7 separate regions of the Homo sapiens genome follow, and all the other regions are linked to region 3. The links are chromatin loops, found by intact Hi-C in ENCODE. Cell type or tissue: sigmoid colon. All regions are shown on one strand. Each heading gives the region's core, and the rest is flanking DNA. Links, peaks and the distances in the headings are about the cores only. Region 1 holds the start of MGP (matrix Gla protein). Region 2 holds the start of H4C16 (H4 histone 16). Region 3 has its middle 5.6 kb from the start of LINC01489. Region 4 overlaps PTPRO (protein tyrosine phosphatase receptor type O). Region 5 overlaps LOC105369673 (a long non-coding RNA gene). Region 6 has its middle 130 kb from the start of ATF7IP. Region 7 overlaps ARHGDIB (Rho GDP dissociation inhibitor beta).

The links. Peaks named below come from ENCODE experiments on the same cell type or tissue, not always from the same donor. Only the 100,000 strongest peaks of a DNase experiment are listed, where the experiment ranks them.
Region 1: a loop joins it to region 3, with 3 times the contacts of the local background. A loop is called at or near these places in 3 of 110 quality-filtered maps.
Region 2: a loop joins it to region 3, with 4 times the contacts of the local background. A loop is called at or near these places in 22 of 110 quality-filtered maps.
Region 4: it touches region 3 in a loop (2.5-fold over the local background); 2 of 110 quality-filtered maps call a loop at or near these places.
Region 5: a loop joins it to region 3, with 6 times the contacts of the local background. A loop is called at or near these places in 19 of 110 quality-filtered maps.
Region 6: a loop joins it to region 3, with 5 times the contacts of the local background. A loop is called at or near these places in 14 of 110 quality-filtered maps.
Region 7: a loop joins it to region 3, with 2.2 times the contacts of the local background. A loop is called at or near these places in 36 of 110 quality-filtered maps.

What each region holds. Positions count from the first base shown.
Region 1 is chr12:14,882,978-14,887,341 of GRCh38, reverse strand. MGP (matrix Gla protein) reads left to right here and starts at 1,488. Exons shown (of 4, transcript NM_000900.5): 1 at 1,488-1,611; 2 at 3,097-3,129; 3 at 4,295-4,364. The coding sequence starts at 1,551. In sigmoid colon, for the core only: no CTCF peak of the experiment used is centred there; DNase peaks (open chromatin) are centred at 1,401 and 2,541; H3K4me3 peaks cover 3,239 bases; H3K27ac peaks cover 1,072 bases.
Region 2 is chr12:14,767,576-14,771,939 of GRCh38, reverse strand. H4C16 (H4 histone 16) reads left to right here and starts at 809. Exons shown (of 1, transcript NM_175054.2): 1 at 809-1,220. The coding sequence starts at 856. The coding sequence ends at 1,167. LOC105369669 reads left to right here and starts at 1,283. Exons shown (of 3, transcript XM_047429947.1): 1 at 1,283-2,040; 2 at 2,931-3,001. The coding sequence starts at 1,787. RefSeq lists enhancers at 997-1,326, 991-1,587, 1,588-2,183. In sigmoid colon, for the core only: CTCF peaks have their summits at 1,718 and 1,918; DNase peaks (open chromatin) are centred at 769, 1,359, 1,629, 1,879 and 2 weaker places; H3K4me3 peaks cover 3,292 bases; H3K27ac peaks cover 2,764 bases.
Region 3 is chr12:14,994,019-14,998,382 of GRCh38, reverse strand. No RefSeq gene overlaps it. Among named protein-coding and RNA genes, the nearest start is that of LINC01489, 5.6 kb to the left of the region's middle. In sigmoid colon, for the core only: a CTCF peak has its summit at 2,350 (motif pointing right); no DNase peak of the experiment used is centred there; H3K27ac peaks cover 237 bases.
Region 4 is chr12:15,573,126-15,577,489 of GRCh38, reverse strand. The region is part of intron 19 of PTPRO (protein tyrosine phosphatase receptor type O); the gene reads right to left. Among named protein-coding and RNA genes, the nearest start is that of EPS8, 210 kb to the left of the region's middle. In sigmoid colon, for the core only: no CTCF peak of the experiment used is centred there; no DNase peak of the experiment used is centred there; H3K27ac peaks cover 732 bases.
Region 5 is chr12:15,267,233-15,271,596 of GRCh38, reverse strand. It overlaps LOC105369673 (a long non-coding RNA gene), which reads left to right. Exons shown (of 3, transcript XR_007063224.1): 3 at 2,455-2,658. Among named protein-coding and RNA genes, the nearest start is that of RERG, 48 kb to the right of the region's middle. In sigmoid colon, for the core only: CTCF peaks have their summits at 2,240 and 2,440 (motif pointing right); a DNase peak (open chromatin) is centred at 2,506.
Region 6 is chr12:14,236,127-14,240,490 of GRCh38, reverse strand. It overlaps the pseudogene MRPS18CP4. Among named protein-coding and RNA genes, the nearest start is that of ATF7IP, 130 kb to the left of the region's middle. RefSeq lists enhancers at 1,093-1,172, 327-1,266. In sigmoid colon, for the core only: a CTCF peak has its summit at 2,115 (motif pointing left); no DNase peak of the experiment used is centred there; H3K27ac peaks cover 682 bases.
Region 7 is chr12:14,945,025-14,949,388 of GRCh38, reverse strand. It overlaps ARHGDIB (Rho GDP dissociation inhibitor beta), which reads left to right. Exons shown (of 6, transcript NM_001175.7): 4 at 1,440-1,516. Among named protein-coding and RNA genes, the nearest start is that of ERP27, 8.7 kb to the right of the region's middle. RefSeq lists an enhancer at 112-321. In sigmoid colon, for the core only: no CTCF peak of the experiment used is centred there; no DNase peak of the experiment used is centred there; H3K27ac peaks cover 1,639 bases.

The DNA of each region.
Region 1 (4,364 bases), core at 192-4,191, 110 kb after region 3:
ATCTATTTCTTAGGTTTTGGAGAGAAAACTTGAATTTTATTGATCCCTCAGAACTCAATCTTTCAGATTTCAAAGGAGCTATTTCTTTTAATGGGGACTCTGTTAATATTTATAAAAGCTCTTCACAGGATGGAGGGTGGGAGGGAAACTCCATCCCAACAAGACAAAAAGAATGAAGCATGAGGCTCCACCTAGTTCATCACTGCTCCTTGAAATACATCAGTATTGAAAGACACATCCACCCCACCCCCAACCCAGCCCTATTGCTGTTCCAGCTCAAGAGTCAGAGGTCCCGAAGCTGTAGCTCTTCTACAATCTGCTGCTCTGTGACTTCAAGTCTGTTGTCTGCAAAGAAAACTATTGGGTTCCCAAGCAAGAGAGGCACATCTGGTAGGACAGATTTTGTGATTGCAAAAGAAGGGGGAAAAAAAGAAAGAAAGAAAAGACCTCTCTATACAAGATAACCAGAGGCATCAAACTGAAATCCTCCTGTGGAAAATAAGCTAGTACTTCTGGGCCTGATGGTGTAGTGAAAACCTGTGCTTGAGGATACATTACAGTGAAAGAGCAAAGTGAATAGTAAGTAGCTATTACTTACCTCCTTAGGGAGGTGTGTTGTTTGTCTGTACATCCCCCACAGCACCTAGCACAGTACCTTGCATCTCACCTGCCACTCACTAAAAAGTCTATCAAGTTAGTTAATTATCGAGACAACGCCCTCAGAAATGAGAGAACAGTACCCTCTTATCCTTGCTGCACTTTCCAGCACTGATACGCTGCCTAAAAGAGGACTAGGGCACAGGTTTGAATTAATGTCACAAAACTGGATGGGCAAGTTACAACGGTGTTGATTAAGGAAACAGAACTCATGGTGCACCGGATATCTCCATCCTGATGAACCCTTGGAAAAATGCCAAAGATGCATATCCCCAGGCAAATGCCTGATTAGTCTGGGATTGATAGATTGGTCTAGGATTCAGCCCTACTGGGAAGATGTCTAAATTATAATCAGTGTAGAAAGCGAAGTTCTCCTAGAAGAAGAGGCAAAGGTTAAAAAGAAGAAAAGAAAAGAAAGTGAAGTCCTTTCTCCCCCAAAACCTCTCATCAATCAATCAGGGTAACAAACAGAACACTAGGGCTCTGTCTGTGGACCAAACCCAAAAGCCCTGCGGTCAGGGCCAGGAGGGTAGATCATGTGTTTGTGGCAACTTCCTCTGTGGGCTTTTGCCCAGGTCTGTCCCCAAGCATACGATGGCCAAAACTTCTGCACCAGAGCAGCATCCTGTGTAACACAGTCAGGTCCAGCAGTTAGGGAAAACTGCCCACTCAGAGTAGATAATATCTGGAAGGAATGACTGTTTGGGAAAAGTTCCAATGCTAGTTCAGTGCCAACCCTTCCCCACCTTCTCCAGCTCTCTCCCACTGGTTCCTCCCCTCTCAACTGCTCTGGTTCTTATAAAAACCTCACAGCCTTCCACTAACATCCCGTAGGAGCCTCTCTCCCTACTGCTGCTACACAAGACCCTGAGACTGACCTGCAGGACGAAACCATGAAGAGCCTGATCCTTCTTGCCATCCTGGCCGCCTTAGCGGTAGTAACTTTGTGTTATGGTGAGAAACTTTTCTCCCATTTCTCTGTGTTTACTTTTCTGCCTCTGACTTTGGCTTACTTCTATTTTTCCTCTCCCTCCTCCTCTTCTTCCCCCTTTCTCTGTTATAATCTTAAAGTACCATTACTTTCACATTTCCCAGTCTCCGCAGAAACTGATCTGTTCTATTAAGTCTTTTTTATATCCTAAATATCCAGAGTCTTATGCAACTTAACAGGCAAACCCGTTCAGTGGTAAGTCTCTGTATATCTAGAAACTCATATTTCAGAAAGAAGATACCAAATTCCCAGCCCCCTGCATCCTCATTTTTAAGGATATTTATTTAGACTTTGGTATCAATGGGTTAAGGGTATTGTTTAAACCACTTGCCTTTGAGAAAATCCATTTTTATGTGAAGTATTAAGTATAGCCCTTTCTAGGGACTGGACAATCTCATGAACTTACTATGTTTGTTCAGTTAATTAATTTTAAAATAAAGTTTTACATCAAAAGAATTTTAGAAAAGAATCATTTTCATAACTCCTGTTGTCAGAAAATAAATTTTGCCTGTTTTCTATATGTCATTAAATATACCTGCATTTGTTCAAAGCTTATAAAAGGAAATCTGAAGCAAAGTTATTTACTTATTTCAGTCTTTTGTTTCAATTACCTAGATATTTTCATTGTTTTAAAATTTAAATTACATTAACAACCATAAAGATTATGCTTCTCACTCTTGTATTCACAAATTTTCTGTATTAGAGGATTTGATTTCTTCACCTCCTTTTTAAGTTTTGAAGAAAATTCACTTGCTGGCAAATATTAATAGAAGCTTCTTATTCCAAAATTTATCTGCTGTGCTCAGGAGAGTGGCAGAAAGAAGAAAACTTCGGCTTTGATATCGTTTCAGTTCTCTCTCTGAACTGGCATCGTGCCCAGGGTGAGCTGTCAGCTGGAGCTAGTGGTTTCTGTGGCTGCCAATTTAACACAGGTTCTTAAGAGGCTTTCGGAACCCTCTTAGAAACCTGCCCTAGTAAGCCCAGCAGAGCAACTGCCCTGTAGTTCTCTTGCCTGGAGAAACCTGGCTGTCTTCTGGATCCTTCTTAATCCTCTTTGACCCTGTTCTCAAACAGGCTCTGAATAAATCAGAGAAGAAGGTTCTCTGGAGACTTCTGTACAGCACTTAAAGTGTCTTATTTTGCTTGTCTGAAGACGTCATAGCCCTTGGGAAATTTTAGCTGAAAATGGCCACTCCCTCCTTCAACATCAGAGAAACTAAAATATAGAGATATCCACAGCAAGGCCAGAGCTAGAGAAAAACCTCATAAATCCTAAATTCCTGAAATTTCTAATAACCACACTGCTAAATATATTCTTCATGTTTTTAGACTCTTTCCTCTTCTTCCATCCCTGTATTTAAACTATCACAGTGTCTAAATTGATAAATAATAACATAATGAATCATGGATAAATATTGATATAATGAATCTTTTTTTTTTAATTTCAGAATCACATGAAAGCATGGAATCTTATGAACTTAGTAAGTGAATATTTAACTTCTTTATTCAAATCCCTTGCATTAAAGAACCTCTTCTTATTTTTAAATAAACAAGATGGAAAGATATATAACAGGGAGGGAAAAGGGGGCCTCTTTTGGAAAACTAAAGTAAATTTTTAAATCTAATGACTATAAAAATTGCCAAAGGAGCAATTTTTTAAGTTTGAAGTAGTGCAATATGGGATTTAAGCTACAGGCGACATATTTAGAAGCCATAAAATCTCATTTGGAAATTTTAAATTGGCACCACGTCAACTGCACAGATGGAAAACGAGGAGTAATGACAAATGGTAAAGCACAGAGCTGGACGCCAAGTCAGCTGGGAGACCACAGGCGCCACGTTAAGCTGAGTGCTGTTTTGGTTTTTTTGTGTTTTTCTTTCTTGTTTTTTTTTTTGAGACAGTGTCTCACTCTGTCGCCCAGGCTAGAGTGCAGTGGTGTGATCTCGGCTCGCCGCAACCTCCACCTCCCAGGTTCAGGCAATTCTCATGCCTCAGCCTCCTGAGTAGCTGGGATTACAGGCCCATGACATCATGCCTGGCTAATTTTTGTATTTTTAGTAGAGATGGGGTTTCACCATGTTGTCCAGGCTGGTCTCGAACTCCTGGCCTCAAGTGATCCACCCACCACAGCCTCCCAAAGTGCCGGGATTACAGGCATGAGCCACCACACCCAGCCAGCTGATTGCTGTTGAATAGCTGGATTTATAAAGACTGAGCATAGGAGGAAATGGCACATCACTCTCATTTTTAATTTATTCATTATTTTTATAGTGTTTAAACTGTTCATGTATCGGCAATCTAGTTATGCTTCATAAATCCTCAGGACAGAGAATTTCTCCTCAAAAGGAATTTAAAATCTACCAAGTAGAAATACAGAAATTAAGAAAGGCAAAGTGATCGTCCAAACTCAAAACCAACAAAGCCTATATGACAAGTCTCTAAGACACATGGATTGATTACTGATTTCATTTGATCAGGAAGTTAATGAAATCTACTTTATACTCTCCTTTAATTTTTGCCAATCTCCGTTTATATGAGTTGCATAAGTTAAGGCACTTTCAAATATATTTGTGTCAAGGAATATTCACGGAAATATTTCCAGCTATGTGTCGCTAAAACTGCATTTATTTATTTTCTGTTCTAAGATCCCTTCATTAACAGGAGAAATGCAAATACCTTCATATCCCCTCAGCAGAGATGGAGAGCTAAAGTCCA
Region 2 (4,364 bases), core at 107-4,106, 230 kb after region 3:
TTGCAGTAGAAATCATTATTCCAAGTCATGATTGTGGCATCCATTGTTTTACAAGAACTTTGAATTTTTAAGTGGAAAATGTGAGATGAGAACCTGAGATTTGAATGACATAAGACATTGACAATATTTCAACTAAATAACCACAGGAAGTTACTTGGTTGAAAAGCACACAGGCTCTTGCAGGGCAGGAAAACCTGCAAATTGCGCAGAAGCAGCTGAAAGGGGAATGGCGGGGGTCGGGGGGAGGTGGGGGTGGAGTGTAGGTGGGGGACGGGAAGCTGCACTTTCTTTTTTCAATTGAAAGAATTTTAATTATCTGCAGGGCCGTAAAAGAGAAAAAAGTCCTCTCCCCCTACTATGTCTTCAGAAGACCCACGTGTGAAAAATTTTAAATTTTAAGTAATTGCTTTGAAATCTCGGATGTAAAGCTTTTCAGGTTTTTATAGAGTTTCATAGTAAGTCAGGAATTCCGTTTGAAAAAACAGAAGGAGGGAGGGACAGAACAAGGAACGTGCATAGGATCTGGCCTACTTTTATTTAAGCGCTGAGAAAAGGCAATATAAATTCTTTTAGCTCATACTGTTTTAACTTTAAAACGTATCACCATGAACCTTTCTCCAAACATCAGAAAAAATTTTCCCAAAAGAGCAAACAACAAAAAAATCAGGCTGGTTTCGCTGACTGCTTCCTGGACTTAACAACTATAGCATGTCTCCAGAGGTGGGGCCTAGAGCTCCGCCCACTTTTTTGATGTTTTCAAACAGGTCCGCATCGAGAGACTATAAGCCCTGGTCTGCGACTGGCAATCACAGTGGGCAGCCCGATTTTCTGCTGAGTAGGCGCTGTGATTTCAGAATGTCTGGGCGAGGTAAAGGTGGCAAGGGGCTGGGTAAGGGAGGCGCCAAGCGCCACCGGAAGGTGCTGCGGGACAATATCCAAGGCATTACAAAGCCGGCGATTCGCCGTCTCGCCCGACGTGGGGGCGTCAAGCGCATTTCTGGTCTCATCTACGAGGAGACCCGGGGAGTCCTCAAAGTCTTCCTGGAGAACGTGATCCGTGACGCGGTGACTTACACGGAGCACGCCAAGCGCAAGACCGTCACGGCCATGGATGTGGTGTACGCGCTGAAACGCCAGGGTCGCACCCTTTATGGTTTCGGCGGTTGAGCTGTCCCCACAGCTTCTCTACAGACTCCAAAAGGCCCTTTTCAGGGCCCCCAAACTGTCACAGAAAGAGCTGTTAACACTTCCTAGATAACGGGTAAATATCAACCCTTTGATGTCGCCTTCCGGATACCGGAAATGGGATATTCGCGGCCCGAGCATCTGCTCGGGATTAGACTTGGCGGGCACGGGGAGAACTAGACCTCAAGGAGGGGGTTCCGCCTGTGCTTAGGTACGACCCTGGAGGTGCCGCGCAACGCAGTAGTGACCTCCCAAAATCCAGACACCGGATTTTGTTTAGAAGAGTGCTTGTACAAAGCCCTAGTGTTAGAACTGGTCATGGTCTTCTAAGCGGCCGAGTCGTTGGCCCATAAGCACGTATCGGATGGCTTCCATGTAAATCAGGGCTTAGGTGACTTCCTGCTGGCCTTCAGGGGTGAGCGTCACGCGTCAAGGGCGGTTCGTGCGTGTGCAGGGCTTGCTAAGTCGCAGGAAATGGGAGGTCGCAGCACGCCGCTACCTGCAAGCCCGAAAGCTGAATGCAGCTCTAGTGTGGCGCGTAGTCTTACTGGGTACTATTTTACTTAATCGCTGACGTTGAGTGAGAGGTGACCAAGCTCAGATGCTGAGATTAAGGCGGCCGGGCGAAACTCGCGACACCCTGCGATTCCCTCTTAGCCAGCTGCGTAAAGTTGCCTACGCCAAGCGGGTAGCGTCCTGCTCGGCCACCTGGCGGCGGGCGTGGAGTTGGCAGGCAGGCAGTGGGGGTCACGCCGGCATGAAAGGCCAGATCACCTGCAGGTCGCCAAGTTGCCGGGAATCCCCCGCTCCGAGCAGTGTCATGCCCATCACAAATAACCCTATCGCAGCCGGGAGGTAAGCCCTGGCTTCCGAGTAAAGGCCCTGTTCAGAGCAGCCTGGGGGTCTAGAAGGGAAACGGGTGGCGGGTTAGGTTCTAATAAGTTCAGTGAGAATGTAAGAGAGACAGCTGTGGGATTACCAAGCGCGTGGTCCTACCCGGTACTCCCGGGGTGTAGTGAGGGTCTTGGAGAAAGGTGGGGCTGGTGCTACCAGTTAAGCGCACTTTCCAGTAGGCGAGGGTAGGGGGCGGAAGACCTGGTGATCAGCCTGCGTCCAGGCCGTAGGGGTCGCCCCGGCCTCCGGTAAAGCTCCGTATAACAGCCTCGCTCTACTCCTGGCTCTGTCCTTCCTAACTTCTCATTAGGCTTGGCACCCCAGGATGCGGTGTGATCCATGCCGCGTTAACTAATCTGCCCCTTCTCTACCTTTTCTTTTTTCCTTTCTTTTCGAGACCAAGTCTAGCTCTGCCACCGAGGCTGGAGTGCAGTGGCACGATCTCGCCTCCGCCTCCCGGGTTCAAGCGATTCACCTGCCTCAGCTTCCGGAGTAGCTGGGATTACAGGCCTGCGCCACCACGCCTGGCTAATTTTTGTATTTTTTTTTTTTTTGGTAGATACGGGGTTTCACCATGTTGGCCAGGCTGGTCTTGAACTCCTGGCCTCAAGTGATTCACCCGCCTCCGCCTCCCAAAGTGCTGGCATTTCAGGCGTGAGCCACCACGCTTGGTCTTGCTCTAGCTATTCTAAACATGAAGAAGTCATATAGCTTCCTTGGTGCGGTGGGCTGAAGTCACTCTAAGGGAGTTTCCCAGCCCCAGGGGTTAAAGAACTGGAGTCAAGATTGGAACCCAGCTGGCGAAGGATTCCGCACCGCTAGATCTTGACATTTGCCTCTTCTTCTGCCAGGAAGGCTCCCCTGTTCCTTTTTGCTGACGTGTCATTTCTAAGTACTTTCTCCTACTCCATAAAGACTTCAAGTGAGTACACAATACTGGTGTTAGTTTAATTTCTAAGACAGTGAGACACTCGGAGAAGTTCAATTTTCTTTAATGCAAGTGAAAAATTGAGTTACTTAAAAGAAATAGAGTCTGGCATACTTTCGTGCCCTCGATATTTGTTGCATGACCAAATGAGTGATTTTGGGTTTCACATAAATTAAGGATGAAAGTTAGGGCCCCGATGGAGGATAGAAATACTGTAGATATTTGTATGACAATTAAAACTCTTCCTTAAGTATTTAACTTATATGGAATTGTTTAAATATTTCATGGTTTTGGGGTTTTTTTTTATTTTTGTAGTGGTCTCAATTCTTTGATTAGAATAGAACTTATATTTTCCCTTGTAGCATAGTTATTTTTTTGTTTGTGTTTTGTTCTTTATAAAATATAACCTAATTATCTAAACCCAAGAAATATTTATTTTTGTCTGTGACTCTGAGTCCTATGGTATAGTAAGTACCCAGTCCTGACAGTAATCATATCTTCCAAACCAAAACTGGGTCACACGGTTCAATAACTGAACAGAATATCTCAAACTGAAAACGATCAAGATTTTCTGAAGTTTACTATTAATAGTAAAATTGCTTACTAAAAATGTTAAAGAACTTGATTTAAAACTCTGTAATGCCTCACTTAAAATGTGAATGAGGGGGGCGGGGTGGGGGTGGCTATAATGCCAGCACTTTGGGAAGGCTGAGGCAGTAGGATTGCTGGAGGCCAGGAGTTTGAGACCAGCATGGCCAACATAGTGAGACCCCATCTCTACATAAAATAAGAATTATAAAATGTAAAGTGAATGGAATGCATTGAAATTTGATCCTGTAGCAAAGTCATCCCTTTTGAATTTTGAACATTTGTTTAATGCCTCTTTTCCAAGCATATTTTGAATATTCAGAGATAAATGAGCAAGTTACTGCCATCAAGAAACTCCTATTTTTCTAGGAGAGAAAGGGGAAAGACGTGTAGTTGTACACATATGGTTTGCTCTAATAGAGTGGTATAAATCAAATGCTATTGGTATACAAAAGGACAAATTTTGTCAGCCAAGTGTATGGGTATCTTCAAAGAGCACAGGTGCCATCTGTTCTGAGCTAATGACCCATTGAAGAAGGCCACACCAAATTTGGGGGAAAAGCAGCATAAACAAATGCCAGAGTATTTTCCAGGCAGGTTGTATTTGGAGAATCTCCTAATGTTGTATATTTAATTTGTCCTTTGTCCAAGAATAATGCAATGAACTAGGCAACTAGTTGAATAAAAATTGAAACCAAGTTCAAACAAGCCTATTGAAAAATGGGCAAAAGACTGGAAAAACATGGCCAATAAGCGTAAGAAGAGATGT
Region 3 (4,364 bases), core at 203-4,202:
AATAGAACATGAGAGAAAACACAAGAGAACTAGAGAAACCATCACTTGACTTAGAATCTCAGACAGAAAAAAAAACAGAAAAAATTGGAGGAGAGGATATTATTAAAGAAACAGCAGGGGAAAAAAATCCCTAAACTGAGAAAAACAAAAGTTTTCACCAGAAAAGAGACCACTTATTGCTGAGTAGGATGAATTTAAAAAACTATAAATTTTAGAGCGCCAGTGATAAAAGATGATTATAAACAATTCCAGAAAGAAAAACACAAATACGATCCAGAAAAGAGCGTGTCTAGGATGACATTGCTATTCTACAAGCTTGGAAAAAAACAATCCAGAGTAGGCCAGTGAGACAGAGGCTCTAATAGGGATGTCTCCCCAAGAACAGTTGGGGGATTTGGTGCAATAGACCAAATAATTGTAAAAGTTGAAAAACTTGAAAATATGATAAAGGCATATTATTCTTTTGGTAAAAGATTTTTAAAAGAATCAAAAAAATCAGGAAGGAATAAAACAACAAATTTGACAAGACTTTATATAATTGATGAGGTGTAAGGAAAAATATTTCATTTGATCTTGGTATTGAAAAGATGTTCCACTGAGTAGCCCGAAAGTGCAGATATTGAATGAATAGAGAAGGGTCCTGCTTTATTTAAAAAAAAAAAAGAATGCATACATCATAACAATGTAACTGCTATTGATTAGTTTTGCTTTTATTATAGAATCTAACTATAGGAAAACCATGGGAGGTTTATGTATGGCTAGTGTACAGAATGTTAGTACCAATAACCTGGAGAAGGTGGAAGAAAAGTGATTGACAGAATGGGGAGTATAGAGGTTTAGAATGAGGAAAGTTAGAAAGAAGGGTTAGGGGTAAAGGCACTCATCCTAAATAAGCAAAGATTCAGGATAATGGAAGAAGAAAAATCAGCTAAAATTATAACCCATAGGAGATCTAAAAGTAAAAATAAATAAGTATCAAATTTAGGAAATGAGAATATATAGGGAAAGTAGCCAGGGAATAAGTTAATATCTCATCTTTTATATTAAGATATAAATATTGTTTAAATAAAGGCATAAGCCTATTATTTAAATTTATAGTGGTAACTATGAGAGGGTTAAAAATAGAAACAGAGTTGCCCTCAGGAGGTGGAGAGAATAGTAAAGGTATAATGGAGACTTTTGCTGTTTATAAGCTCTTCTTTAGTTTTATTAAGAAAGTATTTTTACACTGCCTTTGAAACACTAATTTTGTTATAAAATAATTACTAAGAACCATCCCTCATCCCATTTCTGAGTCTCATCCTATTCTCACTCCAAATCTTATGTCTGTCCAATCTATGTCTTACCCCTTCTTACTCCATTACTGAGCTCAAAAGGAAAGCATAGCTGATGTATCACAATGGCCCATCAAATTGACCAACTCATTTTATTTCATGGGTGACCAGTCATTTTATCCTCTCAGCCTCAAGTGTTTTTTTCTTTTATAAAATCAGGGCATATGGTGAATAATATAAAGTCTTTTCTAGTTTTAATATTTTTTAAGAATATACGTGCACCTCTTGGGGAGAATGTAAATTATCACAACCATGTGGAAAACAATATGGCGGTTTCACAAAAAGTTACAAAGAGAACACCATATGATTCAGCAATTCCACTTCTGGGTATATATCAAAGGATATGAAATCAGTATGTCAAAGAAGTATCTGCACTCCCATGCTCATTGCAGCATTATTCACAATAGCCAAGATATAGAATCAACCTAAGCAACCATCAATGGATGAATGGGTGAAGAAAATATGCTATATATACATAATGGAATACTATGCAGCCTTAAAAAAGAAGGAAATCCTATCATTTGCAACCACATGGATGAACTTAAAGGACATTATGTTAAGTGAAGTAAGCCAGGCACGGGAGGACAAATACTACATGATCTCACCTCACCTATACATGAAGTGCGAAAAAACTGAACGCATGAAAACAGAGAATAAAATGATGTTTTCTGAAAACCAGGGGATGGGAAGAATTGGGGAGATGTTGGTCAAAGGACACAAAATTTCAGGTGGACATGATAAATCAGTTTAAGAGATCTATGGTAAATCACGATGACTTCAATTAATAACAATATATTGTATGTTTGAAAATTGCTTTCAGAGTAGATTTTCAGTCTTCACCACAAAAAATAAGTATGTGAGGTAATGTATAATTAAGTTACTTGATTTGGCTGTTCCACAATGTACACATATATCAAAACATCACATTGTACACCAAAAATATGTACAATTTCTGCTTGTCAATTTAAAAAACAATGTGTACACTTACTTTTACCTGTTTTTGTCAGCACTAGAATATGAAGCTAAATATCCACAAGATGGCAGTCTAAGCCCAGTTCTAAGAAGAATCCATTTTGTTGTTTTTTTTTTTTTTTTAATTCTCCTAGTCTTGCTGGTAGAAATTATTACACAGCATAAAGAACTAAGAGAAATATTTTCAGGAAAATTTGAGTAAAGCCATAAGCAACACTCAAGAAACCAGGCTTACTTCCTCACCTCCAACCTTTAAGCAGTAGCTAAGCCTCTCCTATAGCATATGAATTGCCTTGCCACAAGTCACAGCAACCAAGATTTTTGCACACTTTCAAAATAACAGTCACAAAACCTTATTTCTGGGGTTTGGACCTCCATCCAAAGTATTGGTGAAAGCTATATCTTATGGACCCTCCCAGTTGGGGTGAGCAGGTTTTAAGTGACAAATCCACTCCAGCCTTCCCATCTCCCTAAGCCTTTGAATCCCTTCCTCTATGGTAAACCAAGGAAGAGCATCTCCAGCTCCCTCACAGTGGGCCACCTTTTTATCCGTGTTTCAACCAACCAACCAAACAGATTGTTAGCGCCTTTCCTAACTCCCCAAGCTGCAACATTAAATGCAGAATCTCTGCTTAGTGGGCCCAAGTCAATAAATTCAGCTAGATCCAACTTTATGTTCTTTCTACCATTATCCCACACCCATAATATCCATTCCACACGTGTTCCCTGGATTTCTGCTTGTGTAAATTAGAAAACTCAAGTCTTTCTTTTGGAGTGTAGCATACCTCCTCGTGGATCACACTTTCTATCTCACCTTTAGGGGTCTGCTGGGACTTGAGTCTGGTTATGCGGCTAGAAGCAAAGAGAGGAGGTGAAGGTGGGTCCTGAGGAGAATCAGCCTTGTCTTGCTTGGAAGCTCCCTCAGGGGAGGCCATTACTGTTTATTCAGACAATGAAGGGTTAATCCCCTCAGACACAGGTGGAAAGGCCAATATCACTGGGGGTGGGGCTTGAGATGGGGGTGCTACTGCCACTAGGGATGAGGGTTCATCAGAATTTAGGAGCCCGATGTCTCCAGCCTCATCAGGGTTCTCCCACACATCTCCATCCCAACTTAAAAAAAAAAACAAAAACAGTCTTTCCCAATCAATGTCCTCACTTTAATAGTCGACACCTGAGAGGCTGAGAGTTTGTGTTTATTGTACATCAGACCATTGCATGATGAAGGCTTGTTTGATTTTCAGCAATTTCAACAATTTCCTGTGTTTACAGGAGAGAAGGTTCTTCTTCGGGGCACACTTAGAAGCTCTTAGGCTGTTTATGAGCACCTAGAGCCAAGAATTCAAATCCATGGGCTCATCACTTTCTTCTCTCTTTTTTTGGTATAAATTTAAGGGGTACGAGTGTAGTTTTGTTATATGGATAAATTGCCAAATGGTGAAGTCTGGACTTTTAGAGTAACTGTCATCTGAATAATGTACATTGTACCCACTCAGTAATTTTTTCTCCCTCACCCCTCTTCCACTTTCCTCCCATTTTCTTTCATCACTTTGTCCAGTGGTGTTAGGAACAACCAACTAGCATTATTATATTCCTTGGTTTTTCACAAATGTTTGAAAGTATCAGTCACAGGGTTACCAAGTGTCTTGCTTCATGTATGTGGTGAATTAGGAGTATCAAATATATTTATTTTCTGTACAACAGTTCATGCCATGGACTATCTGTGCTCTCTGTACTGTTAGAAGCAGAGTCTTTAGCATTTTTATATCTAATCAGATTAGACAGCCCATTTCAAAAACCCTAAAACCAGTTAAGAAAATTTATCCTTAAAATTCTGTTTATCAAGAACCACTCCTGGTACCAAAATCTGTATTATTCAGGGTTCTCTAGAGAGACAGAACCAACAGGCTATACAAAAGGGGATATATATGGGGAGAACTGGCTTACACTATCACAGTGGTGAAGTTTCAGTTAGACTGACTTCGAGCTGGAGAGCCAGAGAAGCCAATGGCGTGACTCACAGCCAGTAGCATGGTCAGTCCATGTCCTAAGCATCAG
Region 4 (4,364 bases), core at 152-4,151, 580 kb before region 3:
CCACTTGACCACGTTCTAGGATTGAATAGGGATATCTGTTTCATGCCCTTTGTGTCTTTATTCAAGTGCTCTTTGCAAAGCACATGCTTTATTAATCAAGTTATTGGGTCTTCTGATGCTTTTAACTAGAAGATCCTTGGTGGCAAATTACCTTGCGCTTAATGGCATTGGGTTGCCTGACTGTAGCCAACATGGATGAACCAACAAAAATTGCCCAGATTTCTCTCTTCCTTTGATTCCTCATCTCTTTTGGCTTTTCAAGATGACAATATCTGAAGTTCTTTGGACTAAGTTGATGTCAGTTTTATATACAAACTATGTTACATTTGATTTTCAACTCACAAAATTGGTTTTTTCCATCTCAGGCACTTACTTGCCAAATATATTTAGGCAGATGCTTCCCATTGTTATTTTATAACTGAGTGTTCCATTTTAAAGGGTATTCAAAGGTTGACTCTATTTTTCTTGTAAGAAGCAACTTATTTTTAGTAAATTTCAACTAAATCAGTGTGATGTTTAGGTTAGTTCCTTTTGGTAGTTATAAGTTTATTTAAATGATGCTTCCATTGCTTAAATTATTTCAGAAATCTACCTCCTTTAGAAAATGCCTGCATAGATATTTTTTCAAAATATCTCACATATTCTGACATGCCACTTATAAACTGTATGTTCTTGGAAGGGTAGTTAAACTCTTTTAAACTTTGCTTTAATTACCTGTAAGATAAGGCTAGTAATTTCTCCACACCTTCCTTTTTTATAGTGATTATCAAATGGAATAATTTAACTCAACAAATACTAATACAGCACTATTGATGATCATTGTAAAATACTTTTGTGATGATTCTTTGTTTTGCTTTGCCTGGCTCCATAATTTCTTCCTCCTCTGCCATTTATGCCAGCAGACCAACAACTCTTCCCCCAATTCTCTTGCTTTGGGGACAGACTGATAAGCCATGGGAAAAGGCCTCAGATACAAAAGGAATGGTGGAAACAGATTGAGGCTGAGCGTTTGAGCACATGTGGAAGCTGACTAACTGACAGAACTTTAATTGTGGAAGCTGACTAACTGACAGAACTTTAATTGTGTGTTGCCTTCCTGCTGTAAATACTCTAAGTTGATAAGAGAGGTTTAATTGGCTGAACACTGTAAGTGGAAGTTGCCAAAGTTGAATTGCAGCAAAGTGGGAACTGCATGTAAACACAGTATGCTTTGAAGCCTTTGTAATTTAGCCTGTCACTAAGTGGAAAATAAAATATTAAGTTTCCAGTTCAGCAGCTTTGAAGTTATTTTCTTTCCAACCATATGGAAATTCCACTGGCTTAAATCTTTATGAAGACAAACTATGGAGTGATGGACCTGAAACCCACATAAATCATTTCTGAATTTTCTTTTGTCAGTTTTGTTTCTAAATATAATTTATCACCCTTTTCTTCTAGGCTATACAGTCATCTGTAGTGGGTTGAATGGTGATCCCCAAAAAGATACGTCTACCTCCTAACCCCCAGAACCTGTGAGTGTGATCTAATTTGGAGAAAGTGTCTTTGCAGTTGTAATTAAGTTAGAGAACATGAGATGAGATCATCCTGGAGAAGAGGAAAAGGCATGTAAAGATGGAGACAGATCAGAGTTATGCAGCTGCAAGCCAAGGAATTGCTGTGGCCAACAGAAGCTGAAAGAGGCAAAGAAAAATTCTTCCCTAGAGTCTTCAGGGGGAGTGTGGCCCTGCTGACACCTTGATTTTGGAATTCTGGCTCTGCAATTGTGAGAATAAGTTTCTGTTGTTTTAAACCACGACAATTGTGGTAATTTGTTATGGCAGCCATAGGAACTAATACGGTCACCCAAACCCAGTAGCAGGCTACGTTTTGTTGGCTGTGTTTGAAGCATACAGGTCTTGGAAAGCAAAGCACAAGCATATACATTACATTAGTTGGCTTGGGCTGCCATAACAAAACACCATAGAGTGATAGTTTAAACAGTAGAGATTTATGTCTCACAGTTCTGGAGGCTGGGAAGTCCAAGATCAAGATGGCAACAAGGTAGATTTCATTCTTAGGCATCTTATCTTGGCTGATCCTGAGACAGTCAGGTGGGAGGGGGTCCTTGGAGAAATTCCAACTAGCCTGCTCACAGAGGTGGAGCCTCGGGAAGTTCACCATGTTTGCAGTGGGGAAGGAACCTGGCCTCTCCTCTTCCTGTGTGGAACCTGAGATTCAAGCTGCCAGTGGGAAGTGCTCTAGCAGGGACTCCAGCCTAGTGAGAGTCCCTGTTTCTCCCTTTTCTTCCTTTTCACCGAATAAAACCCTGTTTTACTCACCCTCCAAATTGCCTGTGAACCTAAATTTTCATGGCTGTGGGATGGACAAGGACCTCATCTTTAGCTGAACTAAGGAAAAGTCCTGCAACAATCCTACCACGAAGTCCTCACCCTCATGAGCTTATCTAATCCTAATTACTTAGCAAGGGCTCCATCTCCAAATACCATTGCATTGGGGGTTAGGGATTAAACATAGGAATTTTGGGGGGCCACAGATATTCAGCCCATAACCTGCAATATCATCTTCTGAGGAGAGCACAATCTGCATTCTGGTCTTAGGGTTTGTAACAATGTCAGCAGGTGAGAGTTTGCTTTCGGTGTTTGCTTTGGGATAGGGTGGACATTATGTCTTGAAACCCAAGCATAACTATTACTGTTTCTGAATCGCATGATTACAAAAAATCCAACAAGTCATTTTCCAGTAAACACATTATTTTAGTTGTGAGTGACAAAAACATAGCTCAAACTAGTTTAGACTAAAGGAAAGGGGGTTTATTCAAACAATACTAAGATTACTAGATTACGTGTCCATAAGGGGTGGAAAAAGTGAGGAGAAAGAAAGTGCCAGTGGTGTTGACAGAAGAGGTTCCATCTATAGCAAGTAAAAGCTACTACCAGAAATCAAAGGTCACCTCTTGTGAACTGCATGGCCAGTTCTGTAGTTTTGTTTTGATCTTTGCAGCCACATGTCTGAACAGAGATGGTGAGGGCCTTTACTAGTATCCTGATCAAACACTAAGCACAGACATTAATAGCAGAATGAGCAATATGTGATATGTCTTCTGGGCTCTCACATTTCAGCTATAAAGTCTGGTTCTTCAAAATCTTTCCCATGTGAAATGTAAAAAATGAGGAACCTATTTTAATCCCTGGGTCCCAAGACTTTTAAAGGAACGGTGTATATTTTTATCAGAAGGATAATCAATCTTTCTAGCAGATTTAAAATCAGATTCAGAGTAAAAAAGAAATTTATTCAGTAAACACAAATTAGTAACTCATATAGCTTCATGTATGACTTATGGCTGTATTGGTAGTATCTATAAATCCAGACATTAGTTTCAATCTGCAAAATGCTTATAAATGATGTGATTTCTCAATGTGAATGTGATATTTCAATGTCAGTATCAAAATGAATACAAATACTAGGCATTAATATAAACAGAACAAGTACAAGTTCAGCTGCTGGAATTATCTAGACCAAGGTGATTTGGCCATCTCATACCCTCTTGAATTCTCATTAGAGTTAGGAACATTTTTTTCCTTAAGTCTCAATTAACTATCAATGTATTTCAAAAAAATGTGAGGGCTGCCATGTGAAAGGTCCAGCATACATCCTGAAATCAGGCATGGGAGCACACTACTTCTATGAAAATTGATGAGGAAACCCTGACGCTGACCCTGAGGATGTAGGGGGCAGAATGGGACTGAGGACTGGTAATATCTGAAGTCTGTCAAATGAAGAAGGAAGTAAATTGGACCAGCGGGCCACTGCTTGAGCAAATGTTAGTCCAAAACATACAGTCTAAGCCTGTGACTTAAAACAGAGCCCTAGAGAGTAAGTTGTATTTTCCTACCAGAATATGTAAATAATGTCAGGACTTACCACCCAATTAATTACATATATGACCAATAATGTTCTAAGAATAGAAATGTATGAAGAGAGCATCAGAATAAATAACAATATTAAAGACTTTAAAATCGTGGTGTAATGGTTAATTTTAGACGTCAACTTGACTAGGCTATAGTGTCCAGTTGCTTGGCCAAACACCAGTCTGCTGCTGTGAAGGTGTTTTTCTCATATGTGATTAACATTTACGTAAGTAGAGTTTGAGGAAGGCTGATTATGCTACGTAATGTGGCTGGGCCTCATCCAGTCAGTTTGAAGGCCTGATGAGAAGAGACAGGTCCTACAAGGAGGGAGGAATTCTGCCTCCCCATTGCCTTCAAACTCAAAACTGCAAACTCAACTTTTCCTTGGATCTCCAGCCTGCCAGCCTGCCCTTCAGGTTTCAGACTTGTCAGCCTCCATAACCTCAAAAGCCAATA
Region 5 (4,364 bases), core at 77-4,076, 270 kb before region 3:
TTATATATATATGTGTGCGTGTGTGTGTGTGTGCAGACACATATGTACACACACGTCTGTATAAAATATATATGTGAAAAAAATGCATATATGTATATATGTATAAATATATATATGTTCACACACACACATATATATAGAAAGAGTGAGGTTATGAAGTAAATTGCTCATATATACTATATATTGTATATGAACAATTTGTATATGTATATATACTAAATAAATGACTATAACTCTTATTCCATAATAGGGGTTTGATCTTTGGTCTTTCTCAATATATCACTAACTGGATGTTAGGAAATCCCAAGTTAATGAAATCCTTCTGGTATTGCTATCAAAAGACTGGATTGTTTATTCCTTGCCTGACTTTTGCAGCCTAATTTAAATACTTAATATAAACAATATTGACAGCTAATGGAATGCAATTTCAACAGTTTCTATCATTCTTTAGTAGAAGGGTGTAGGAATGAATTAATTTCCTATCACTGCCACAACGCATTACCACACATCTAGTGGCAAAGAAACAACACAGATGTATTAACTTGCAGTTCTCTAGATTAGGAGTTTGACATGGGTCTCACTGGGTGATATGGTTTGGATCTGTGTCCTCATCAATATCTCATGTTCGATTGCAATCTCCAGTGTTGGAGGTGGAGCCTGGTGGGAGGTGATTGGATCATGGGGGCAGTTTCTCATGAATGGGTTGGTACCATCCCCTCCATGAACCTCCCTGCAACTCTCTTCCTCCTGCTCTAGCCATGTGAGACATGCCTGCTTCCCCTTCGCCTTCCACCATCATTGTTAGTTTCCTGAGACCTCCCCAGAAGTGGAGCAGATGCTGTTACGCTTCCTGTACAGCCTGCAGAAACATGAGCCACTTAAACCTCTTGTTTTCATAAATTACCTAGTCTCAGGCATTTCTTTATAGCAGTGCAATAACGGACTAACATATTGGGCTAAAATCAAAGTGCCCTCAGGGCAGTGTTTCTTTCTGAGAATTATTAGGAAGAATCTGTTTTCTGGCCTTTTCCAGTTTTTAGAGGCTGCCCTCTTCACTCCTGGCCCTCTTTCTCCATCTGCAAAGCCAGCAAAGTCAGGCTGAGCTTCTTCTCATGCTACCACCTCTGGTGCTCTCTCCTGATTCTCTCTTCCACTTTTAAAGATCCTCATGATTACATTGGGCCCACCTCAATAAGCCAGGCTAAACTTTCTATTTTAAGGTCAGCTGATTAGCAACTATAATTTTATCAGCAACCTTAGCCTGACTTTGCTATGTGATATAGCATATTCACACATTCTAGGGGTTAGAATGAGGAAACAAAACATCATAGGTGTTTTTACATTCTGTATTTGCATGAGCTTCAAATACATGAAAATTATGCAGATCAGCTTCTTTATTGTGAATCTAGTTAATATTGTTTACATTTTTAAAAGACTAGTATATAAGATTCCTTAAAATGGTACATTTGATATCAGGTATCCTGGGATCAAATAAAATATTTCTATTATTTTTTATTCATTATTATTTCTATTATTCTACTACTATTATTATTACCTATTATTTCTACCTCAACTCATCCAGTATTAATTATCTTTTAAAAAAATTATAATTTCTTTTAATGAGTTGAACATTGTGATTCATTAATGATATGTTTATTTAACAGTAGGACATGTTTGTGGAAGATGATGTTTGTGTATGTAGTACTTGAATAAATTTTCTCACATGACACATAACATTTGATAAATTAGGAAATAGAATACAGTAGAAAAGATGACTAAATGATGTTATTTTGTAAAAATCGTAGACTTGACCGTTTTCTTTTATAAGCGTCTAATCATTCTCATGCAAAAGAAGAGAAATTCCATTATCCTATCTCTTATTCTAGCTAGAAAGTATACAACAGTGTGACTTCCAGCATAAAACAGATGAAGAAAATAATTGTTGACCAAATACACAAAGATGAAAGGAACATTAAATCTATAAAATCAATTTATTTGTACATTATGCTCAATATTCTTTTTTGCTCATCTATTTAATTCCATATGTATTCATTGAACACAAGGCAAGGCCCTCTTTAGTAATGAGGCACTATTGAGAAAACAGCTCCCAGGCAATAAAAGAGGTGGACATATATAAATGATGCTGATATGAACCAGCTGTGATAAATAGTATGACAGAAGTGGAAATCTTACTAGTGCACAAGCTGCATGAAGGCAGAGGTTTTACTAAACCCAAAGCTAAGAAATATACTCAATGATATGAATAGAATGTGCTATGGGAATATAAACAAGAAAACACAAAATGCCATGAGACAGCAGAGAGAAAAAAGGCTTAGACACCACGATTTTGGAAAGTTTCACACATTCAGAATTTAAGAAAAAATTGAGAATTGAAATGGGTTTCATGCTCCACCCTTGACTTCTAAAAATGTTATTATCCCTCTCTGACACTAGGTGGCACTACAGATGCAGGCATGGGCAGAAACACGTGAAAGATTTGTGCCTACCTACTTATGATGGGATTCTTCTGCCTCCTGCTGCACTTTGCCTGGGGTAGCCAGACTACAGGAAGACAAATGCTGAAAGGAATAATATCAGTGGGGATTTTGTTCAGGAACAGGAATTCTATCCCAAACTTGGATTTTAATCAATATTCCTTTGATTAAAGGTACAATTTTTAAATTAAAAATTTTCAAGACTTTAAGTTTGAATTATAAATCTTATTTTATTTTTACATTTAGTAACTTTGAAAAAATGCTTTTCTGAATTTGATATGTGAGATCAAATTCTTTTTCAAACAACACCATTTTATGTATTTAATAAAATTGCCTTGGATATGTTAAACTACAATGACAACTTTAATACATCTGTATTATCTCAAATGTTTAATTGACTAAGATATATACAGATTTTATTTTAAACACTCAAATACAGATCTAACAACATCTTGCTAAGTACTGAAATTGTAGAAATTGTAAATCAAGTAAATCAGACTTACAAACATAGTAGATCAAATTCTTCTAAGCATTTCCCAATGGCTTGAGGCCCAGACCACACACACAACACATCATGATTCCCTCCCTACTAACTAGACTAAACTGGAAATGATGCTATAGGCTCTTTTGTATGGTCACATTTTTTGTTTCCAGTGAACAGGGGCTTTCTAAAACTCAGTCTTTTCCTCTGAAATTAACTGCTTAATTTTATGTTTGCAATGCTGTGCCTTTCTCCTAGGTAACCTGTCCCTGACATTCAAAGGGGATTTTCCCAGCACTTTGGGAGGCCGAGGCGGGCGGATTGCCTGAGCTCAGGAGTTCGAGCCCAGCCTGGGCAACATGGTGATACTAAAATACAAAAAAAACCCAAAAAATTAGCAGGGTGTGGCACCTGTAATCCCAGCTACTCGGGAGGCTGAGGTAGGAGAATTGCTTGAACCCAGGAGGCGGAGATTGCGGTGAGCCGAGATCATGCCACTGCACTCCAGCCTGGGTGACATAGCAAGACTCTATCTCCATTAAAAAAAAAAAAAGGAGGGGGGTGATTTTCAGGTCCTGGTGCTTATAATCCCTTTTCTATAATTATTGTGTTATCTCTTCATATAGGCCTAGTGTGTGGTGATGGAATTTAGAACTCCTTCCTTAGGTTGGTTACATCCCTTTTTACTTTCATTGTATATGTGCCTCACTCATCCACACTTTACGGACGTTTAATTAATACAAGCCTATAACTTCCCTTTTATCCTAGAGCAAGGGAAGCAAAACTGTGTCTCAAATAGACTTCCCAGCACTGGACACCAGAGTCAAGAGGCACAGGTTTGAGCCTTTGATCAAAATGGTGCCAGACATCCAAGTCTCAGCAGTTGATCCTGAAATATGGTGAACTCTTCCAGCTTTGAACTCACTTCTGCTTTCACATGTTGTCTGCCCACCATGACCAAAAGTATCAGACATTTTTGTCTGGTACCAACAGCATCAGAGACTATCAGAGATCATATTCACTCAACCCTGTAATTCTACACAGAAGGGATCTGTGGTTTCTCTGTTGACCTGGTGGGCAGTGGTGGAGTTAGGACTAGAACTCAAGTATTATTTTCTTTCTCTGCAACTCCACTTGTATGAGATGCTGGTTTATAGGGACAACTTTTGTCTTATGTAGTTATAGAATATTAAAGAGTCATTTTGTCTAATCCACTTATTACGTAAAAGAAGAATCAATTGCCCCAAGAAGAATCAATTGGCATAGCTAGTGACCTTAGGGAATGACTTGATTTTGTGAGCTTTAATGATAGCTGCTATTTATTGAAAAAGTACCATGTACTAGAAATGTAACTGCTGTTTTCCATGTATAGCAATAATATTGTGAAA
Region 6 (4,364 bases), core at 286-4,285, 760 kb after region 3:
CTTATGGGGTTAGTCTCACTGTGCCTGGGGCTAAGGAGTGGGGCATTTCTAACCCTCGGCATCTGCGCAAAGGGCTGATGGGTAGTTTCCAAGTCAGAACTGGAAGAACAAGTCAAATCTGGGTTGCCAGTCAGGTGGGATAAATAAAGAATGGGAGCCAAGGTAGGGAGTCAAATGCAGGGCTTTAAGGAACCACGCCAGACAGGAGGGAGGGGCAGCGGTGCAGGCCAGCGGGAGGGAGGGATTCAGGAAGTGAGGCGCAGACATGGCAGTTTAATTTATCTTCATCACAAATCTTGAAATCACTGGAGCAGCTACTTGCCCTCTTACAATCTAGACATCAATCTAGAGTTTCAATTTCCTCTTACCAGTCTTCTATTTTTTCATTTGTAAGATATTCCCCTTGATAAAGAAAAGAGAAGTGAAATTGTTAAAATACCAATTTTCTTTGTTTGTCAGCGTCGCCATCTCAGTCCATTCTCTTCCCACAGCCACAGCAATCTTTCTAGTAAGCAAAGCTGATTGTGTCTGGCTCTCTCTCACATTTACAATAAAATCTAAACTTTTCTCTCTTTTTTTCTCTTTTTTTTGGGGGGTGTCAATAAACCTTCCCTAATTTTATCCCCGCCCCCTTTTAGAAAACGTTCCTGGATCATCGCTGCATTTTTGCTATTCCTTTCTGTAACCTTGCCATTCAAAGAGATGCCATTTGCGGTTACAGCAGTTTTTCAACAGTGGCAGTATTTGAGGTCAGATAATTCATTTGTCGTGGTTGGCTGTCTGTGCACTGTGGGACGTTTAGCTGCATCCCTGACCTTTACCCACTAGCTGCCAGTAGCACTCCTCCAGTGGTGACAAGCAAAAATGTTACCAGACATTTCGAAATCTCCCCCGGGAGCGATATTGCCTCTGGTTAACCATTGGGATAGGGTGTGCTGTTTCATGTCTACCCTCCCCTACGCCTGCTCCTCTTTCTGCAGGCAGTGGCCTTCTCCCTGTGGTTATCCTGGCAAACGCAGGCTCATCTCTCAAAATCTCTGCTCCGTGCTCCCTCCCTGGTGAAGCCTTCCCCGTCTGTCAAGGTGGAGTTAGGCAAGTTGGCCCTCCCATTTAGATGGCACCTTGCTATTAGAGTCAGATCGAATTGTAATTCAATGGAGTTGTCTGTTTCCATCTCAGGCTGAGGGTTTAGAAGGTCAGATTGTTTTTTAGTATTTTGTCTCCTGTACCCAGTTAAGTACCTGGGCCAGAATATTGACATCTAGGTGTATCTTTAACAATTTATGTTTCAATGTTGGAAATGATTAAAACAGTTTAGAAATAACATTTAAAGGCAGATTAATTTTTTTTGCCTCATAACTGATATGATGTCTGTGATATCTAGATTTTAATAAGCCACCACATCTCACATATGATATTTTGTATATGATTTGTGAATAGTTGCCTCTAGTTATTAAACTTGTTTTTGTCAGGTCGGGCCACACAGTCCCACGCCTGTAGTCCCAGCACTTTGGGAGGCCGAGGTGGGAGGATCTCCTGAGCTTAGGAGTTTGAGATCAGCCTAGGCAACATGGTGAAACCCCATCCCTACAAAAAAATATAGAAATTAGCCAAGGGTGATGGTGCATGCCTGGAATCTTACCCCAGAGGCTGAGGCAGGAGGATCACTTGAGCCCCAGAGACGGAGGCTGCAGTGAGCCAAGATAGCACCGCTGCACTGCAGCCTGGGTGACAGAGCGAGACCCAGGTCTCAAAAGAAAATAAAAGAAAAAAGAAACAAATAACAAACTAAGACACAAACACACTCATTATCCTAGGCCTCATTAGGCGATAGAAATTTTTCAGCCCCGTTGTAATCTGTTGTATTTTCAGTCCGAATATCTACTGAACTGTCATGTGTCATGTGAGTGTACTCTTGAATAACCACCTGCATAAAGCCACGCTATTATTTGACAATAATTTAGTATTTCTGCATTTTTAGTTATTTAGGACCAACTATACTTTAAAACGTTATTCCATTTGGGAAGCTCATTATCTATCAATAATAATTGTGAAAAATATTTTTAACATTTGATTTTTAAATACCTTACCAATGCTGCCATCTCCTGGATGCTTTTAAGCACTGTAACAATCAAGGAAGCTTACAGTTCTTAATAGTGGTTTCCAAAAATAACATGATATATGCCTATCAAAAGCTTTTATTTTTTGCCCCGTTCTTTTTCTTTTTATTTTTTTGGTTAGTTTGCAGAAGGCCTGTATACATTTTTACTATTTGCTCCATAAAATAGTTGACTATCTACCTACCTTTCTAACCTCCCACCGCTGGAGACAGAATGGTGTAGTAGTACTGTAGTGTAAAGTGATTATGCTACTTTTATTTTGCCTCTCTAGACCAATATCCACCCTTCTCTACTCTGCTTTGTGTCCTAGGAGGCAGAGACTGACCTATATGGAATGCATCAAGAAGCTATCTTGACTTTTAGCTTCAAATTGGGTCTGGGCAATGGGAAGCACTCAAAGGAAATTAAAGAGAAAGAAGAGCGTAGAGCTGGAGAGTTTATCCCCCCCAGCTCCCTTCTTATGAGGTCCCAGGGCTCTGTCCCTTCAATGAAGGTCATATCCCCAACAAGAGCCCTTACCAAAATAGTTCACTCTATGTTAGGGAAATAGTATTTACATCCTTTCTATATCTTTCAGGCCTAAAGATGATAACAGTACCTAAATGTTGTGAAACCCAGAGCACTTTGCTGTCCCCTGGGGTTATCCTACATTCTGTCCATACCTTTTAGATGCTCCTTTTATTAAATAGCTCCTTAAATTACCTAGCTTGAATATATTTCATTTCGTCCCGACCAAAACAATGAGAATAATGATAGCACTTAACTCAGGCTTGTTACAAGTGTTAAGTAAGTTAAAACGTGATTAATGTTTAAACCATGTCTAAGAAAAGAGATAAAAATGAAAGCAATAGGAAAGAAAATGATAGTGATAGGAGACAAAGATGATCCAATACTAGGATAATTGCTATTTGTTTAGTGGTTAGAAGTTCCCCCAAATCAAATATTTCTATTGAAATTGTCTTTAAATAAACAATTCAGAGATAAAAAAGAGAAAAACTTTTGTTTTAACTGTAAAATAAGTTTATTGGTGGTAACCTTATATAATTTTATTCCTGATAATTGATGTTACAAACTTTGGGGTCTTTGAGGTATGCAGTATCCTTGTATGTAACTTGCATAAACCCCATTATTTGAGCTCTCTTAATTGCTTTTGTGATTTCTTTCCGTGTCTTCCCACAAAGACCTGTTACGTGCCTTCCATAAATGCATCCAGTAAATGGAGAAATAAAATGAGACAAAAGCGGTACATTCTTATAATTTACATGCTTTCCACATGATATCTATGTTAAGCGTGTCTATATAAGAGACCACCTGAGCAGGCTTAGTGTCAGCAACAAGGCTGTTTATTCACTTGGGTGCAAGTGGGCTGAGTCCGAGAAAGGAGTCAGTGAAGGGTGGTGGGATTATCACTGGTTCTTATAGGTTTGGGATAGGCGGTGGAGTTAGGAGCAATTTTTTTTTGTGGGCAGGGGATGGATGTTACAAAGTACATTCTTAAGGGTGGGGAGGATGTTACAAAGTACATTCACAAGGGCAGGGAGGAGGTATTGTCACAAGGAGGGGGTGGGGATGTTACAAAGTACATTTACAAGGGCAGGGAGGGTGTATTGTCACAAGGCAGGGAGGAATGTTATAAAGTACATTCACAAGGATGGGGAATATCACAAAGTACATTATCACAAGGACAGGGGAATGTCACGATGGCTTGATCATGGTGTGGCCAGCTCAGAGGACCTTACATTCCTGTCTTTTTATGTTAATAATGAAGAACTAAAACGAGAAAGAGTAGTGAAAACTTGAGGCGAAAATTTTGGGGGTGGTCTGGAGGGGTGATGGGCAACGTTTCTCAGGGCTGCTTCGAGCGGGATTAGGGGTGGTGCGGGAACCTAAAGTGGGAGAGATTAGACTGAAGTAAGATTTTGGGGTAAGGGGTGATATTGTCAGGTTGTTAAAAGCAGCATTTGCCATATAGAGTGATTAGTGATAGCCTGGATGCGGTTTCGTAGGAATTGAGAGATTAACCGGAAGACACGAGGCCCGAATAAGAGAAGGAGGAAGATAGGTATTAGAGGACTAACAATTGGAAGAAGCAGGATACCCAGTTTTTAGAGAGTGGCCAGGTGGGTCCAGGATAATTAGTTGCCTGATTAGCACGTTTTTGAGCTCTGTCTTTGAGTTTTTTGATGTTATCATATACCAGGCCAGATTGATTTAAGTAAAAACAACACTCTTCATTAAGAAATA
Region 7 (4,364 bases), core at 198-4,197, 49 kb after region 3:
GAATTATACTAGAAATTCCACTGCTATAGATTGAATTGTTTTAGCTTGAAACTCTGATTCTTGTTAAATAAACAACGTCTCCTACTAAAGGCGTACAAATTAAGATGTTATTTTCTTTCACCTTATTGTAACTAAGGGTCAAGCCTTTCCCTGAGACTTAGGGCTTGAGGAGGAGAGAGACTGGGAAGGGGGTTATTGTGGAGGAAATGGGCATCAGAGGGGATATGAGAGGAGAAGCACGGAGCCAGGAGATTGGGGCCTTCAAAGGCAAGTTTTTAGTGGAAAAAAAAAATAGTTACCAAATGAAAAAATTGGACTCTTGTGAGACAGACAAAGCACAAGTCTAGAACAGTTGGCTTAGTTAGCAGCAGAGTAGTTCCCCTCTCACAGGACACAGCCAGTCTTTACCTTATATGGGCTTTTTTGTCAGAGGGAGGAAATCAGAGGCTGAGAAGGCACACTTCCTGTTCAACTGAAATCATTAGAGCAGGCACACACACACATTCAGCTACCCCGACATGCTGACATCTCTCCAGGAGAGAAACTCACGCTCTCTCACCAGAACTCAGAGTCTTCCTAATATTACCAGGTACAGCTGCCAGTTTGCAAGATAAGGTCTGAATTAGCGCTAAAGAAATCTGTTCTCTTCAGCAGGACCTGGTAGTATTGCAAGGAAAACTTGGTCTCTGTCCCCTTTCCCAGCAGAGGAAAACCAAATTGGGTTTTCTGTCACTAACAAGCTGCTATGCATGAAGAAAAGCATAGAGAGTGATTACCTCCTTAATCAGGGTACAGGAATTTGGGACAGATCCTGGTTTTATGGAACCTGAAGCTTTTATAACTTCAGTGATATTCCTTAAGAAAAATAGTATGAAATTGCAAATGAAAATACAAGAGTAAACACAAAGGTGAACATTTTCTTAAAGTGATAAAATGAATAAAAACAAGTAGAATTTTAAAAGCTAGAAAATGCCACAAACATCACCAAATCTATAAAAACAAATAGCTGACACTCCTAAATACTATTTTTCTTATATGTTTTATTTGAGGGGTAAGGGGCATATTCTTTAATAACCTCTTCATTTGACCAGTAATATAATTCTCAATGAGAGAATAAATGGACCAAAAAAAGATTTATCTTCACAACTCATTATTTGTAATGTCTTGTGTATTTTTAGCATTGTCATCAAACTTGGGGGCAGGGAAACTCTCATGTTTTTCATAACAGAGCTGTAAGATTTCAGGCATTAAGTGTGTGTGTGTGTGTGTGTGTGTGTGTGTGTGTGTGCAAGGACTAAACTCAAATACTCTGTGAATTGAGGGCCCTGTGAACCATGTTGCCCTCGTGGGCCCAACAAATTTTTCCGGGACTTAAAAGTCATTTATTAACTTGTGTATCTGCTTTTGAGGATAAACTCTCTCTAAATCTTCTTCTACAGGAGATCTGGAAGCCCTCAAAAAGGAAACCATTGTGTTAAAGGAAGGTTCTGAATATAGAGTCAAAATTCACTTCAAAGTAAGTATCCTGCCTTGTGTGTTTTTGTAAAGTTTAAATCTTTTCTTTAATCAGTGACTACATTTCTTGCATGATCATGTTGAGGTACTTTTTGTTTGTTTCTCCCCTAGTACCCCCAAGCTGGGTCTGGAATGTCCTCTTCCCAGCCCTGAGGGCTACCTGTTGAGACCCACGTTTGCCTCCTGTCTTTTCCTAGCCAGGACTTCTTAAACTCTTCATTATCTCTTAAGCCAATGGGATCCCTCTGTGAACTCCAAACACATCCTCGAGGCACACACTGCTTTGTGTTGTACCACCTGTGTCATTTCTTCTTCATAGAATATAAGCACCTCAATCTAGGGTGAAATTGTACATCTCTCCTTTCCAATATTTCACACAAAACTTTGTAAATAGCATATAGTTCATGAATATATATTGAAAAGTGGACAAACAAGTGAATCAACCAATAGGAAAAGAAAATGGGACAGGGCCTCAGCTCTAATTGCTCAAGGATTATATAAATCCAGGAAGTGTGATCTTTGCTAAAGAACTGGAAATTACAATTATAGTTGTGGAACAGGTAACCAGGAAAGAGGAAACTAAATAAGAAATAAACTGACATCTAATATATCCCAATGAGCCATATATCCCAATGAGCAGCCAAAATCACAAGAAAAATAACTTTGACTTTGAAAACAAATAAGTTAGAAATGCAGTGTTTGCACTTCGTGGTTTATGTTTGCTTTGGTGGCCTCTCATTCCCACTTAGCCTCAGTCTCCAGGGCCTGGGCTCCACCAAGGAAGACTCCATCTGCTCTCTCTATTTGCACACTGGGAACTTTTTTCCCCAAGGTACAGGATATGATTCAGGGTTTATGGATGACCTCCCTACCCCATACAAATATAACTGAAAATAATTTCATCCTGGAAATATTTGTTGATGCCTACTCTATAATGGACACTGAGCTAGGGTTCACTTACTTGTTTCCTGTCATATTATTTATTATTGGAGCACCTGAAGGTTTGGTAAGGCATTATATCAAAATATGCCTAGAATGGGTTGCACATCAGTTTCATTTTTAATCATTGATGCTATTGCATTAATTTGTCTATTTGGTAAACCAGGTTTCCTCAAATGAAATGTGACAGGTAAATTTTGACGTGACTAAGATGCAAAGGAAAGCTCTGGAACAGGGGCTTCTCCTCTGGATGGGGAGGTGGAGGAGGAATGTGGTATGTGGGTCTGTGTGGACAGGTTTACACATTAGGATGATGCAGGAGGAGGCCACAGAAAGGGGCTTTTGAGTACTCTCTAATTCAGAGGTTTGATGGCTCTCTGGGTAACCTACGTAAAGTTGAACCATCCTGTGGCTTGTCCCAGCATGGTGCTACAATTAGAAGAAATGCCAGATCAAAGTCAAAAATCCTTGAAAAACAACTTAAATCTTCACTGAAGTCTCTTGAAAAATGTCCAAGAAAGTTTGCATTTATAACACAAGTAACACATGTTAAGTCCTCTTTCACAATCTCTGTTAGTTGCACTCAATGTTCTTTTTCTCCTCCCAAACTTCTTAGCACTTTCTAAAAACCTGACCTACGATTGTTATTTTAGGTTCTTCCCAACTTTTTTTCTGCCTCCCAAGGAAATGTGGTATCTCTGACTTCCACAGCTCTCACTTTGATTCATAACACCAAGGCTTCTTCCCCCTGGAGTGGGAGACACAATAGGGATGGGGATGTGGGCAGAAGAAGAGGATTCTATGAATATTCATAGTTTTATTTCACCCACCCCAAATGTATTTATATTAAATGGACCCACTGAAGAGCGCTGGTGAGATGGTAGACTCTTTGTCTTGAAGTCCTTATTGCTACACCAATATAATTCTTCTTCTTAGGTCTTTCTCCCACTAGGTGAAAGGGATAAGCTTCGGGACATCTAGAAAGGTGCATTTATTTTCCCTATTCCTATGAGCTACATTTGAGACTCACAGTATTAGAAAGCCTGGGCTTTATCACAGTCTCTTTGATGATGCTAATTTTTTTTCTGACAGCTTTTCATAGGTTTATACTACAGATTTACCCTGTGACAGTCAAGAATCTAAGCTGGCAGAGTTCACTGCTCTGCCACCTCCCTGCCAACAAAACAAAAGATAGCACTGGTTGATTGGTTGAACTATTGTGTCCAACACAAAAGGACAGCCATAATTATTGTTGAAGAAAAATTATTTGAAGATGCTTTAATTCTTCACATTGGTGAACAGATAACCAAGCTCTTCGGCTAATGATGCAATGTCCACTTTAATTTGTTTGTATAGACATAACGACTGTGTAAAATTAACAGACAACCCAGGTCAGTCCCAGGTGAAATGAATCATGGAAAAACAAAGTTCTTGGGCTGTCCACATTTTCATTCTGCGTTACTGAATTTTCTTTGAAAGGCTTGGGAAAATAGCAAGATCTCAGACAACGTCTGAAAATGACAGACATCCAACATACTTGCCAGATACAAGTGAATTTCACCCATTATTTCAGTTATATTGCAGTCACAGCCATCTTCTAGACATGAATTTTCACTTTCCTCCTTGTTGTTTGTTTTTTATATGGTAAGTGGATCATCTCTGAGGTTGTGGTTTTTAGATATTTACATAATGTGCTCTATTGGTATCTTCATAACTTTTCCTAAGACAAGGATGGTCTCTTGGTCAGCAGTATTGGAGAGGGAAAGCTCAAGGCCATTCTTGGGACCATTGAGAAAGGAGAAATACAATGAAGAATATTGGGCCAATGTTTTAATGAACCACTCCTCTCTCCCAAAACGGTAAAAATCAAAATGTTCGATAATTAAACCAGTTTGGCAATGTTGCATTTT